Regions from separate parts of the Mus musculus genome. Here region 2 is linked to region 1. A link is a loop called in an ENCODE intact Hi-C map of the cell type or tissue named here. Cell type or tissue: left cerebral cortex. All regions are shown on one strand.

Region 1 (8,000 bases):
AAAAATCCTTGACAGGCTATCTAAACCTAAGTGGACAGCTCTAAACAACTATACATAGGAAGAACACTAGATGGACCTAGTATGGTAAGGAGGAGACATAATCATAGGCTATTGTAAACAATAGGAACTTATTCTCAGAGTCCTGAAGGTTGGAAGTCCAGAGTCAGGATGCCAGTCTGAGTAAGGTTTGCTTCTCATGGTGTCTTCATGTGGGAAGCACAATGCAAGAAAGCCGTTTATTGTCTCTCTTTAAGAGTATTTATTCTACAGGAGTGTATTCCACCTCATGTTCTCTTCACCTCAGAAATTTCCCACTTCCCAGAACCCTGCAGAGCTCAAAACCTGACACTGTGGGACATCTATTAAGTCCTTGACACTAATAAACATAGATATTTTCTCCACTATTCAGAAATATAGAGATTAAAACAACATATTTTTCATCAAATAAAACAGAAAAACATAAAAGTCAATAAATATTACTGTTTGTAAGCTGGGGAAATATATAGTGTCAGCACTGTGTTGGTGAGAATAGAAAAACAAAGGTATAAAGTCCTGAGGCTTTTTTTTTTTAACTTATTCACTTTGCATAATCCCTGCTGCCCCTTGCACACCCTGAGACTTTTAAGAAAAGTACCGAGGCATATTATACATGCTATACTTTAAATCAGAAGTTCATATTGTTTGTAGTAGATTAGCAGTAATACATAGGTACTGGTTTTATGAAATGTAGATATTTAAATTATGGATCACGGTGTCTCCTTCAAATACACATCAATTTTGTCATTTTGGCATCAGACAGTTTGTTTTCATGTAGGTAAAATGTGACAGTAAAAGGAAGCTTAACAATGAGACCATTTACTTTGCAATAGAACCAATTGCTTTGTTCTATGGGATCAGCTGTTTTGAGAAGACTTTTTAAGCATCTAGGATCTGAAGCAAACCGGAGCATAAGGGGCATCACCTTTTGATCAGGAACCCCCAGGGACCGTGCTCCGCAGGGCATGCTCCAGGACAGTGAGCCACTGCCACAGGAATGGCATTGGGTGAGAGGTATATCTGGGTATAGGTCACAAACCTGTATTTAACCAAAAGATAAAACAACTAGTTTCAATAAATGTGTAAGTAAGAATGAGAGTGACCAGAGTAGATCAATAAATTTCTCAATATACAATGACTTAAGCTACTTTTTATTTATGAAAATCACTAAAATGCCCATTGTTTTTTTCTGTATAGAATAGACATTTAAATTCATAATTTGATTTTCAATTTTAAAATTATAGCCTTGGTAAAGATTATCTGCACAACTGTTAAGCCGGTTGTTTACTGTCACTACTTCTGATTAAAGGAAAGTTTTCTATAATTAAAATTGAGAAATATGTAATAGATAATTTCACTTCTTGCCTATAGCTTTCCAAGTTATATTTAGTTATGTTTTTATTGATAAACTTAGAGTTTTAATTAATGCCTGGAAGGAGAAAATCATACTAGATCACCCCAAACACGCTGGTTGCTGACAAGGAAAAGCAAGATCCCTACCTTTTTTTTTTTTTTTTTCAGGAAATAGAAGACATTTGAAAGGCACATCACTGAAAAAGTTCTAATCCAGCACAGCATATTGCAAGCTGCTTGCTTTCTTCTATTCCCAGTACCGACAGAGAAAATTGCCATCAGTAGATACATGATATGTATCTGTTAGGTTAAGGAAGCCCAGCTCCCTTTATCTGCATTTATTCATGGCAAGTTTACTTTCCAAGGCTGTAGAGTTGCTTTGCACCCAGGGACATCTGGACTCTTGCCTGTTTGTGTCTTCATTTCATATCCCACTAGAACAATGACTTAAAAGATATTGTCTACTGGTCATGAAAAGCTGGCCTATCAATACTTTTGGCTGATAGTTCTATCCATATGAGAACACCATAGTTTTATACAGTTTCCTGAAATACAAAATTTTAATTTTAGTCAATATTTAACACATGATTCCTGAAAGATAATGACACTGAAGCTGGATCTTACCAAGCCTGTTATATTCAAGTACTTTTATTATATTTTCTGTTATGAAAATATTGTTCGGTCAACAGGCAAGATGGACTGGCATGTCATTCTGCTAGACTCCATCTCCTTCTACACATATACATACTGCTCCCAAAATCTAAAATGAGGATCCATATTTTAAAGGAAATTATGTCTTGTACACAATTAGTTTTTGTTTTTCAAACCAGAAATGAGATTGATCATCGCATGAAGGACCCCAAACTTCTGAGTTTATTTTTGACCCCGAGAACTATCTGGTGGTATACCTTAATTTCCATAATAAAGGATGGAGGCCTGGAGTAACTTACATAAAAGTCCTTGGCAGTAGCAAGTGTTATAAATTAAAATGAATATCTAGAGTGATCGTTGAAAGTCAGAGCTGTGCACCGAGCCTCTGTATAATGTACTCTGTGTGGCTGGCATTGCTAAACAGACGAGCTGTCAGATTCTTTAGTGAATGAATATTCTGGGGTTCTTTCTCTGTCAACCAAGGTAGAGAACATGGCAGTAGTCAAACCTGGAGGTGACAAAACTTGAAGTAGTGTAATAAGTCTTGTATTTTGGAGGGTGATTTACAAGTGTAGGGAGTGAGTCGAAGCTCTCACACAGCACCTACACCATAATCCAAATGAAACTTTGGACTGAGAACATCACTATTAAGTTAAAGAGACATTCTCTTAGGATAGATTCCCTATACAGTAAAACCAGACCTTAGAATACAAAAGCAACATCTCTACAAAGGTCCAGCTTAACTCTTTCTACATAAAATCAAGAAAAATTATCTACTATGATTGTGACAGTTTAGTTGGGGAGAAGAAAGTTGTATTGTTACATTCAACAAGGAATGTTACCCTGGTGTTATTAACAGACCACACAAGGACATTTCAATTCAGCCAAAAAAGAATATTCTTTGTTTATCTACAAGACATTTGAATTCTTTATTACTGAATACTAAAATAAAAATGTTTGGATTCATTTTTACAAATGCTTTTTGTAAAAAAGGGCTTATAACTGTTAGCTTGAAATATGAATTTTTTTGAAAGGACTTATGAATTATGGCTATTTGGTGCCACCTAGTGGTGCACCTATTTTAAAATTAGTTTGCTTTTTCCCTGCCTTTGGAAAATTAAAGGAATATAATTAGAAAGTAACTGATATATCAAGTAAAAGAGATGAAAATTAGGACAAAATCCATCACACACGTGCATATGTTGACAGGATTGTCTTCTTTCGTCCACAGTGATGATATGGCTCTCCTTTCTCATTACAATGCTTTAGAACTAAAAGCATCGATTAGAGGTTGACAGGGTAGCATCCTATGCGGTTTTTATTTTCTTTCTTAATTGCCTGGTTTCTGAAATCGAGGCTAAATGAATACTTCAAAATCTTAGAAATGAGATGTCACCTCATAACAATTATTAACTGCATTATCAGTATAATGAAGACTTTATCAGTGTCTTTGTGATGGCAACATGAAAGTAACATAAGCATCATAACACAGACATTTTGTTTCTTTTGTGACAATTCCAAAGTATGTTTGTTTCAGAATTTAAAAATAATGGACATTCCAAATTTAGTGTCTTGCCATCTGGGAAGTATTATGGTATCTTCCCCCTCTTTTCTCCCTCTTCTTTCTCTGCCCTCTTGCTTTTCCCCTCATTCTGTCCCCCTTCCCTCCCACTTTAGCACCCTCCTCTCCCTCCCTCCTTCCCTGATTCCCTCCCTCCCTCTCCTCCCTCCCTTTCCTCATTCCCCTCCCTCCCCTCACCCCTATCTCCCTTTCTTCTCTCCTTCTTGTTCCTTCCTGCTTGTATTCTCCTTCTCTTTGGAATCTGATCCACTGGCCACTTTTACAAGCAGTATACTCACAGTGGCCAATCTCACAGTGGCCAATCCCTGTATTTAGTGGAGTGTGTCTTCAGGTGATGAGCAACCAATCTATTATGGGTGTGGGCTGACCCAGAGAGCACACATGGTGAGTGACTGGGTGTGTAGAATATGGTAGAAAGGAGGAATCTTAAGACTTGAGTTTGTGCTCTATTCTCTGAGAGCAGGATTTTTTTTTCTTTTTTCTTAATTTGATATTGTTTTGATATAACTTTCAATTCTTCTTCAGTATTATCCATTTCCTTACACTTTACACAAATATCTAAAATCCTGTCTTGCTGCTTCATTAAGGTGTTTCAGTTGTGTGTGTGTGTGTGTGTGTGTCTGTGTGTGTGTGTTAGGATTATGTGGTAGAAACCCATGTCTGAAAGAAATAAATCAGGAAGGAGACTTTCTCTTGTCTATATTGAGTAGTGCAGAAGAGCTCCTTTACAGCACAGTACGGTGTGGGGGGGGGAGGTGTGGTGGTTAGGGGGTTGGTTCTGCTTCCAAAAATTTCTGCTGTGCAGGGATTGTGGCAGAGTGGCCAGACCTCAGGAGGAAAGAGTGAAAACTTTATTTAGGCAAGGAAACACATATGTCTCAGTTATACTTCAAAAAAAAGGCAGCAAAGAGGAAGGGAAACATGGAAGGGAACAGCCCTACACTAAGATCTGTTCTACTGTCCAAAGCCAGATGGAACCCTTGACTCCACCCTATTTTGGGTAAAACCTGCCAGCCAACAACCTCACTCTGACACAATTCAAGAAAGAGAATGAGCTAATCTTCTAAGGATAAGAAGAAGGTGTCTTAGGAACTAGACATGAGTTGTCTGTCACAGAACAGTATTTTTTTTATAGACATTAGTGCCTGGGTTGTGAGAGCATCGCTGCTCTAAAATACAACACATCTCATTGCTACTTCAGTCAATTGACTTTTAATTTTATGCACACTTTATGGATATCTGCTAAACACACTGCTTTAGCACATCTCAGACATCTAATTAAACAAATATAGATATGTGTTTTCCTCAGTGTTGGATCTTGGAGTAAATTTTAGATGAGAAGTGCCCTTTGGTCTTGTGATTTGCAGTCATGTTTGAACCAGCACTCTGGGGTTGCCATTAAAATTACTTCTGTGCTTTTGTCTTTGCTGTTTAAATCCTTTTTTCGAGTATCTGTAATTTATTTAGAAATCTTTTTCTGTAGAATAAAGACATCTACTTTCTCTAAGGATATGTTATAAACACTGTAGGAAGAAGTATGGAAACGCCATTGCTAAAGATAAGACATGTTGGTATCAGTTCACAAATTACTTATGGGTTGCCCTGGGGTAAGGCACTTCAAACGCAACTGTAAGGGTAGATCATAGTCCTACCAAGTGAGACTTAGATGATTCACTTGATCATACCCGTGGTTTCTGACTTGAACTTGGTCTGTAGTTGTGAAAGATCCTGGCAGAATGTAAAAGGTCATAGAAGCCCTGAAATTGGTAAAATAGATTTTATTGTTAGTAGAACTGGCTTCACTGATTTAGAAAAATAAAGGTGCACAATGCTTTGGCCACTCCTCGAACCTGTGTGTCTGCCAATGTTCTGACCAGGTGTGTGCCCATTGCTGCACCTTCATTAGATTTTTTCCTTGTTTCCCTCCCATACCCATTTCTTGAAGAATTAATCATTTTAGAATAGATATTGTTTAGATCTGGAAATCCCCTAATCTCCCCCTTCTCCTTTCTCCCCTGAGGGCCTATAAAAACTGGGAACTCTTTCCCCTCAAGGTCGACTCCTCTACCCCTGCGTGGGATATGAGTCGTCCCCAGAGCTCTGGCTTTCCCCGAATAAAGCCTCATGTAGTTTGCAACAAGCTCGGTCTGTCGTGAGTTCTTGGGTGTCCGCTATTGTCCTGAGGCCTGAGTGAGGGGCTCCTCTCGGAGTCTTCCAGTTGCTAATTGCTTGTTTCTTCTTAACCCTCTGGTTTTCCAGACATTGATTGGCTTTAAGGGTGACATCCTTGGTGTCTTCTTGTTCTTCTTCCCTATACAAACATTGGCATCTGATGGACTCCTAAGTTGATTATGTCATCTGCTGGACCAGTAAGGGTTGATGAGCAAACCATTGGCTTCAATATCACAGATGTCTGTGCCTCATGCCTCATAGTTTGGTAAAGAAACACAAGGAAAGATGCCTGGTGGGTCAAATTGATTTAGAAACTTTGTAAAATCAGTAGGATCAATGAGCACTATTATATAGGGATTAACGCAGGACTGTTTTAACAGATGTAGGACTGTCCCATGCATCTTGCTGCTAGGATCCAATCCATTCATGGAGATTTCTAATGTATTTCCTTAAGACCCTGGGGCCTCAAAAACACTTTAGTCAATCACAGATATGGGGACAAGACCTGCTTTAGGAAAAGGACTTGAACCTTTATTCCATGGAGCACTAGATATTTCTCTATTTAGTCTTTATGGGTTTAGCATTTATCAGTCAAAAACACAATTGCTTCATGAACTCCTTAGTATCAGATTCGATAACATATCAGTGCAGGCACTGGGAACATGGGAATCTCAAAGCCCCCCCTTTTTTTGGCTTTTACTATATCTGGGCATTGAGGGGCAACTTATGGATCTATATAAAATCATAAAACTGAGAGTTAGTCTAACCTTCCTAGTGAATTCTTTTGAAATATTCATCTTAGATTGCTATTTCTTAGGTAACTTAAAATTGGTTGGATTTTCTCTCTCTGTCTTCTCTCTTGTCTTCCTTCTGTCTCTTCCTCCCTCCCCTGTTCTCTCTCTGTTTCTCCCCCTTTTCCTAGTCTCTATTCACCCCCTTCCTCATTATTTCCTCATTTCAAACTCCCTCCCTTCTCCCCTTACTCTCCCCTTCCTTTGCTTGCTCACCTCCAGCATGTCTTCTTATATGCTGCTTCTGTAACACACACCTCAGGCTGAGTCAAAAGTTGAGCACATTATTTTTCTATATACCTTTTAGAACAGAATATGCAATGTAGCTATACAAGTTTTAATAGTACTTCTTCAATTTTCAAAGCTAAATGATCAATGGGCTGGTGAGAGAATCTATGGGTAGAGACACTTGCCTCACAAGCCTAAGTATTTTTGGATTCTCAGAACCCAGAACCTAAGTAAAGTTGAAAAGAGAGCACTGCCTCTACAAAGACATTCTCAAACCTCCCCAAGGGGACCTGTACTCCGACATGTGGACCTCTCCGTCATATCATAACACTGTAACAATAAAAGTAAAGTGGAAAGTCGGGCATTCTTTAAGTTGTGATCTTGTCTTGATTAGGAGTCTACAGAGGAAAAATATGTAAATGCTTGTATATACATGCAGTCTGATTGCCTGTGCTAGTAAACTTTTTAGAAATACTTTAAATATTCATTAAATACTACACACAATTTCACAGATACTCTTTCCTGGTCTTGAGTTTCATAATCTTTAAAACACATGGTTACGTGAGACAGGAGACCAGTGTTATCCAAGACAGGGCACAAGAGTGCTCCACTGCCTGCGCCCCATACACCCAAATGCCCAGCAATGAAACCCACCATGAGCTGTTTGTTATCTGGGGTGGCCAAGAGTGACAGACCAAGGCCTGAACTCAAGTCTCCCACCTGTTCCCCTCCCCATGACACCTTCCATTTTGCTCTTTTAAATATAACCAGCATGCATTCCATCATTAAGCTCATTAGCTCCTGAATGCAGTCCTGTTAATTTTCTAACTGAAGTGAGCTATAGGGAAGTAAGCATAACATTCAGGTGTAATATGAGAAACACATAATATACTCTATTACTTTCCTTGATTAAGTCATTATACATTTATCAAACCAAGACATAATACTTTTATTAAATATGCATACATTTCAGCTAATTTTAAAACAATCTTTTACATTTCCATTATGAGTATAATATGTTCACTGTAGGATATTTGATACGTGCACACAAAGATGTAGAAATTATAGAGATACTAAAAGGATATAACTTACATAATTTTTGCACCTACATAAATATTTTGTGTGCTTTCTGGTAGGTTAAGATTTTGTTTTATTCTTTTCTTTTTCAATATTCACTTTATGACTTG
Region 2 (8,000 bases), 1.4 Mb before region 1:
TTGAATTAGAAGCAGTGTGGAGAAACTGGATATTTAATGTAAACATAAGTGTTATAGGGGGAATCTCATCATCCAGTCCTGTGTTGAGAAGGCCAGACTGATTCCATGACAGGCTTCAAGTTGGCAGTTAAAGAGACTAGGCCTAAATCTCTGTTTCTGAGAACTGAGCAATTCCAGGTAAGTCCAGGCCTCAGAAGCTGCCCTGCCACTTGTCCTGAGGCAAGGACAATGGGTCCGCAGCAGGTTCCAGACCTCCTCCAGCAAGTTTCTAGCCCCCTTACCCCAGTGAGGGAATGTCCGTGGAGATGGACTCAACAGATTATCATGGAGGTCATCTACCCTCCTAGTACGCTTTAAATCAAGCCTGCAAGCTCAAGTGGGTGTCTCTCTATTCTGGTAAACGGAGAACCCAGCATGCTGGACTTCTGCAGAATAAAACATTCTGAGTTTACACACTACGTGAGTCCAGGGTATCATTCTTCAGTGAAACATGGACCCTTCTACTGTCACATTGAATTCCACCTGATCCCTAACCAAGCCCAGGCTCCCACTGGGCTTTGTTCCGTGTGTTTACTAGAGTCCTGTATAGCTGCAGTCATGACATACGTAGTCCCTGGCTTTCTTCACGTACTGTCCTGTTTTAAATCTTCATTCATGCTCTTCCTTTTGTTTTATTTAATTTTCCTCCTGTACTACGTTCATTTAACAAGATAGTCAAAGATTGTTTTGGTCACTGGTCGTGTAAATCGCTTTCAGTTTAGAGCTCAATGAGAACTGTTTGCAATAGTCTACTCTAACATAGTTCCAAGTATTGTGCTCTGAGTGGTGGATGTGAGTCTCCTGCTTCTTGTTTGTCCATCTGTCTGTTGTTTTGTTTCGTTTCATTTTGTTTGTTTTGTTTCTCAGACTTGAGCATATTTGAGGAATATAGTTAAGACAAAGATTTTCACAGACCATAGTAGAAGCTGGCATTTTTCAAGGTTTTAAAATTACATTTACTTTAGTTTTGGTGTGCCATGCATATGAACATGCGTGCATGCATGTGTGTGTGTGTGTGTGTGTGTGTTTATAAGTTTGTATGTTCACCCACATGCATGTGGTCGATGCCACAAGTATGGATGTCCATGGACAACTTGTAAGAGCTGGTTCTCTCCTCCCACTGTGTGTGTTCTGGGGAAGAAAGACATGTCATTGGGCTTAGGGGCAAGTGGCAAGTGCCACTGAACCATGTCAACAAACTCAAAGCTCACTTTATTTTTTAAAAGAGACGAATCTCCCTTAATTATTTACCTGCTTTTTCTTCTGTCCTTTTATATAGTTTATAGACAGCCATAAATTTAGTGATTTCATATTTAGATGTTAGGAGTCTGAACCTTTCATGATAATGCTGCTTCAAGGATTATTTTTCAATATTCTTTTAAATATTTAAAAGAAATAAATTTCTTTTAAATATTCCACCTTGGACTTCTCCTCCTGCTACCTGGAAAAGTTGCAAGTGTGATTCTCCACTGCTTAGCTGCAGGATGCAAAGTGCCTCATGAAAAACAAAAGCAAAGAAAACCACAAACCCAGCTTCCCCTCAATACAGCTCATAAAGAAGTTACTTCAGGATTTTGCACAACTTTGGTAGTGCCCTGTGTTTCCAAGTAATTATTTTTAATAATTTTGTCTCAATTTAAAAGTGCTATATAGAGAAGAGAAATGATCAGGCGGTATTATTAGAAGGCCTTTTTCTTCTTTTCATTTATAGAATTGGCAAAGAACTATTTAGATGTGTCATGTGAGGATTATTTTAGAGTGGAAATGTTTTATTGTGCTTCTATGCGTTGAAACTTTGTTTCCTTTTCTATAAAAACATGCCATCCCTATAATCAGAGACTAACCCACTTATTGCTACCATCCTGCAACAGCTGAAAGAACACAAACACAGTTGAGGCACTGGGGTAAATTTGAAGATATTTTTTAAGTGCTTTATTGAACATCACAATTACTTTATATAACAGTTTTACAGCTTCTTTTTTTTTTTCGTTTTTCAAGAACGATTTTACATCTTATACAAAACTATAATAGTACTCCTGAACTGCCGATAAAGGAAAACTGATAGACTACTTCAGAGGGAAATCCCAGTGTCTTCATTCAAAACTCCCTTGTGAAGAGAGAGGGTTTTCCCTCCGAAGTAGTCTATCAGTTTTCCTTTTTCGGCACTTCATGAGTACTATTATAGGACACTTTTACAAACTGCAACATAACGTAGGCTTGTGTGACTTCAATCACAGCTGACACAGTTTATTTGCTTAAGTAGCTTCCTACTGAGACTTTCTTATTTAAGGGTACAATATCCATTCTACTCTGAGTTATTTCTGAGTCAAGGGAAAAACAAAACAGAAGGACCTATTAACTGTTGCTCATCAAGACTTGACATATTTTGAAAGTGTTTTGTATTTCTAACTATTCTACCAGAAGAATAAAATGTTCGAATCCAAGCCATTCGAATACGATCACGAGCTGTAGGAGGACTGGATATTTCTCAAGGATTATGAAGTTTGGGTCAAGTCGGAGTGAGAGTTTCTTGGCATTGACGAGAGACAGTCCAGCTCTGTCTGATGCTCTTACTTCCAACCTGCTATGCTGTGGAGAGTCGGGAGGGTAGAGACAAGACTGGGGGATCACATGACCCCGTGTCAGAGTTAAATGATAACAAATATTGCTTGGAAGAAGCATGAGATTCCCCATTCAGAGACAGAAAAGGCTAAATGGAGCAAACATGTCCCTGGGTGCTTTCAATGCACTCTAAATTAAAAGCAAGACTGTGTCTGAAATTTCGTCCAGATCTATAATTCAGCAACTTGGTTCACAGCTATTTTGGCCGAAGGGAAAATTTAGAAGTAAATATCTGCTCACACTCTGCTGCCCCTACCCTCCAGAAGGCTGCTCCCCTTTTCAACTTTGGCTCTCAGTTTTCTCTTCTTTATAGTTCTCAAACATCAAGATTGCGCCTGAGCTCAGTGGGTGAAGGTACTTACTTTTAACCTAACAGCCCAGGTTTGCTGATCTCTAGAGAATCCATGTAGTGGAAAGAGAGAGCATATGCCTGCAAATTGTCCCCACCTTCCATGTGCAAAGCTACTCTTGCACACACTCACAATAAATACACAAATGTAAAACAGAAAAATAATGTAAAACCCCCCAGGGGGTCGTTCTTAAGGCATTCAGTAAAGAGATGGCTGCAGAGACTTCTCATTTCTCTCTACAATCCTTTCTCCCCATCTAGATATAACAATTTCTGAACTTTATCCACAAGCCAAATCAAATTTTGCTGCTTTCAGAGAAACTGAGACAGCATTAAGGCTATTATCAGGCCCAAATCGTGGCAAGAGGTTAAGTCACAATCTCTCCCCAGTGCACTTTCCGACTATAGAATTCAATGGAACGGAGAGCAAACAAATTCCCGAAAGAAAGCATTACTTGCCTCTAGCATGGCTTACTCCTGTATGCTGTGGCTGAACCTCTAAAACAACCTATCTTCATAGATTTTATTCAAGCAATATAAGGCTGTGTCAGGGCTATTCATCAGCCATGGCATTGGTGTGGTCGCAGAGAAAATTTTGGAAAAGGCCAAAAGCGAGACTTCTGAAAATAATGGATAGAGGAATTATTTCCAGGACCATAGCCAACAGGTGGGCTCACACAGGAAGTTTACTTAATGTCTTAGGGATTTATAATCAGGGGCATATAGTGGCTTCTTCCTCCCGCCCCCCGAGTTTAGGTTGCAATTGTATTACTTCGACTCATCATCGTATATCATGTGCTTTATTTTTAAGTCCTAGAACTGTAGGTGCTCACAGAGTCACTGCCTGTACTGGAGAGTCCTGTGCTTCCTCTAGCACATGCATCGTACAACACAAGCGACCACATTTCCCCTCAGTGAAGGTGATAGAGTTTTATGTTTATTGCTAGTTGAGTGAGCAGAGGGAGGTGCCATGAAAGGGACTTGATTGCCCTCAACATTCATTCCATCGCACTGCCTTTGATGGAACTGATAATTCTTGTAGAACTGCAGTGTTCTGGTAGAACACTCCTAGCCATCCTCACGAGAGCGTATGATTCAGATGAGCTATTTGGATAGGAGTGGATTCCATATGTGAAACTTGTGGTTGCAGCTGGGAAACAGAAGTTTCTTGCTCCTCCCTGCTCCTGCTTCATCTGTCTGCAGTGTGGGGGATGTGAAGTGAATTTTGAATGAGGAGGGATCCATCACAGGGAGGAACTTTTACAGCAGCATAGCCTGTAGCCTAAACAACATCAGCTACGCTACCTTTGATTCTGTTTCAACTCTTCACATGACATCACCCAAGTCAGTAACGTTACCTAGCTTTGGTTTCTTCATCTCTAAAAGATACAGCTGTACTCTCTACTACTTATTGTAATGATGCTTTTGAGGCAAATATATTCTAAGAAAACTAAAAGCAAGTCGGCATATACACTTTTGTATAGTTTTTGATAAATCACACCTGAAGCACTGTAAAAATGGCATAGAAACAAAATTGGGAAAACAGATGTTTCTCCGATGAAACTATTCTTTTCCCCAGAGCAATCATATACTTGTTGGGCTCTACCTTATGAATTATTCAGATTAAAAAAAAAGACTAGTAAAGCAACATGTTGATAAAACTGCTGCTCATTTATTTTTAACAGGAGCATTCTCTGTAATAGGAGAGTAATTAGGCAAGGACAAACATGCCAAGTTGATGAAATATAGTACAAACAGGTGCACATCCGCTCTGCTGTGTGCCCGGCCAGCACAGCCTTCATTAACAAGGGTGCATTCCTTTGCTCCTAACAACGGGAAACACTGGCATCACACAATGAAAGGGGGAGCGGGGCTTGGGTGCCCCTCTACATTTTCTCTTTGCAAGATCACGGAAGCCTGAACCAGCTCTTCAGCTGACAATGGGGATTTCTGCCACTCACACTCTGTATAGAGCACTTTTCATGTCTGGATTGGCCTTTGCTCCTTCAGCCCCAGGACTGGACTAGGACCTTTTTCTAGGCATCTATACTACCTTCTGGGTTTCCTTAGTTACTACCTATGTTTTTAGAAATCATCCTTTTCTAAGGTGTTGTCCTTTCCAAATTTGCTTATGATTAAAATGAGTAAACAATAAAGTCTACATTTTTTTCTACATTTTTCAAGCACAACATGATGTTTTGAAGTAGCTAAACACCGTTGAACAGCTAATTAAACATGCATTATCTCACATAGCAACAGTTCTGTGATAAAATACTTTACATCTATTGTCTTAGCACTTTTCAAGACTAATATTATCCTTAGTTTTAGTCACCATACAGTATAGCAGATCTCCTGCACTTAGATCTCCTAGTGAATGATAATTTTTAACTTTCCTAATTTTGGTGTGTTGTCTATTTTCTTCTGAAACCCTGACTGGCAATCATAGAAAATAAGATATGAGCATTATTATTATACAAAATATCTGTGTTTAAAGGTCAAATGGAAAGACAGAATTTAATGGAATACCATGCTATTGTAATTTTAGTGCAATTGAGCATATTTTCTTCCTAAAGTTATCTGCTATTGGGTTAGAATTATTTTATTTCATAAAAAAAAAGCAAAAATTGTTGCTAGGCTATTTTGTCAGGTGGATTTTCTTAGTCTTTTATACTAACTAGATAAGAATGACTCATTAACATATTGAATTTATGTAAATCACCCCAATCATCTGCTTTCTCTTCCCCTCCTAAGCCACAGAGAATTTTCAGAGGCATTTTTGGACCAGGCTGACTTGATTTTAGTCAGAGATCTGCAAGTACAGGCTACAGAGTCTGACCAATGTGCCACAGATGCTAACTGAGTGATTAGCAAGGGCTCACAGATATGTTGGAGAAACACAAAACAAACAAACAAACAAACCAAAACAATACTTAGGTGTAAGCTTCCGGGAACATGCTGTCTGCTATCAAACTGGCCAAGTTTGAAGACTTTTGTTATAAATTTCACCAAATACTATGTTTTACAAACATCTAACTTCACCTCAAATCCAACAGCTGCTCAGATCCTGCTATGTGTGATTGCCCTGAGATGGGTGGCAAGCCAAGTGGCCCTGGACCGTTTTTGGTACAGCTTCAACTGGAAGCCTAAGCTTATTCTCCAAAGCTACTTCTTATGACAGGGTGGAGCCTCACTATATGTTAGGATATAGTTCAAACAGGTTAGCAGGAAATTGATTTCCAAATTCTTTTTTTTGTGTGTGTGTGTGGGGGGGTAAGGCTTGATGCTTCTCCATCCATAACAATTTAGGACTTCCAGTCACCAGAGTGTTCTAGGACTGTGTGGTTTAAGCATGAGAAACATATTCTCCCATTTGTAAAAACTGGAATTCTAGGATCACAGTTTAATCACAGTTAGTTTCCTTTGAGGAGCTATTGGGAAACTCTTTCCCTGTGTCTTTTCTTTTTCTTTTTTCTTTTTTGTCTTTTAATTATTTTTATTTCACAAGCAGAATTTTTAAAATTCACTTTAAAAAAAAATAAATAGATTCTTCTCTCATACAGTACATTCTGACCACAGTTTCTCTTCTGTCCACTCTTCCAAGTTCCCCACACTTACCCTCTCCTCTAAATCAATTGCCCTTCCGTCACTCTTCAGGAATGAACAGGCCTCCAAGAGGCAATAGTCAAACAGAAGCAAACAAAATACAGTAAGACAAGGCAAAAGCCCTTCTTTTTTTTTTTTTGGTCTGCATTTTTTATTTATTTATTTTTTTATTACATAGTTTCCTCAATTACATTTCCAATGCTATCCCAAAAGTCCCCCATACCCTCCCCACCCACTTCCCTACCCACTCATTCCCTTTTTTTTTGGCCCTGGCATTCCCCTGTACTGGGGCATATACAGTTTGTGTGTCCAATGGGCCTCTCTTTGCAGTGATGGCCGACTAGGCCATCTTTTGATACATATGCAGCTAGAGTCAAGAGCTCCGGGGTACTGGATAGTTCATAATGTTGTTCCACCTATAGGGTTGCAGATCCCTTTAGTTCCTTGGGTACTTTCTCTAGCTCCTACATTGGGGGTCCTGTGATCCATCCAATAGCTGACTATGAGCATCCATTTATGTGTTTGCTAGGCCCCGGCATAGTCTCACAAGAGACAGCTATATCAGGGTCCTTTCAGCAAAATCTTGCTAGTGTATGCAATGGTTTCAGCATTTGGAGGCTGATCATGGGATGGATCCCTGGATATGGCAATCTATAGATGGTCCATCCTTTTGTCTCAGCTCCAAACTTTGTCTCTGTAACTCCTTCCATGGGTGTATTGTTCCCAATTCTAAGAAGGGGCAAAGTGTCCACACTTTGGTCTTTGTTCTTCTTGAGTTTCATGTGTTTTGCAAATTGTAACTTATATCTTGGTTATTCTAGTTTCTGGCCTAATATCCTCTTATCAGTGAGTACATATCATTTGAGTTCTTTTGTGATTGGGTTACCTCACTTAGGATGATGCCCTCCAGGCCCAACCATTTGCCTAGGAATTTCATAAATTCATTCTTTTTAATAGCTGAGTAGTACTCCATTGTGTAAATGTACCACATTTTCTGTATCCATTCCTCTGTTGAGGGGCATCTGGGTTCTTTCCAGCTTCTGGCTATTATAAATAAGGCTGCTATGAACATAGCGGAGCATGTGTCCTTCTTACTGGTTGGGACATCTTCTGGATATATGCCCAGGAGAGGTATTGCTGGATCCTCTGTTTAGCAAATTGTACCTTATATCTTGGGAATCCTAGGTTTGGGGCTAATATCCACTTATCAGTGAGTACATATTGTGTGAGTTCCTTTGTGAATGTGTTACCTCACTCAGGATGATGCCCTCCAGGTCCATCCATTTGGCTAGGAATTTCATAAATTCATTCTTTGTAATAGCTGAGTAGTACTCCATTGTGTAGATGTACCACATTTTCTGTATCCATTCCTCTGTTGAGGGGCATC

Evidence for each region. Hi-C counts contacts between places; a loop is a spot of excess contacts. Peaks named below come from ENCODE experiments on the same cell type or tissue, not always from the same donor. Only the 100,000 strongest peaks of a DNase experiment are listed, where the experiment ranks them.
Region 2: a loop joins it to region 1, with 2.6 times the contacts of the local background. A loop is called at or near these places in 11 of 42 quality-filtered maps.

Annotation. Positions count from the first base shown.
Region 1 is chr6:14,834,208-14,842,207 of GRCm38, reverse strand. No RefSeq gene overlaps it. Among named protein-coding and RNA genes, the nearest start is that of Gm36300, 16 kb to the right of the region's middle. In left cerebral cortex, a CTCF peak has its summit at 3,104 (motif pointing left); a DNase peak (open chromatin) is centred at 3,127.
Region 2 is chr6:16,210,054-16,218,053 of GRCm38, reverse strand. No RefSeq gene overlaps it. Among named protein-coding and RNA genes, the nearest start is that of Gm36406, 260 kb to the left of the region's middle. In left cerebral cortex, no CTCF peak of the experiment used is centred here; DNase peaks (open chromatin) are centred at 4,189 and 4,832.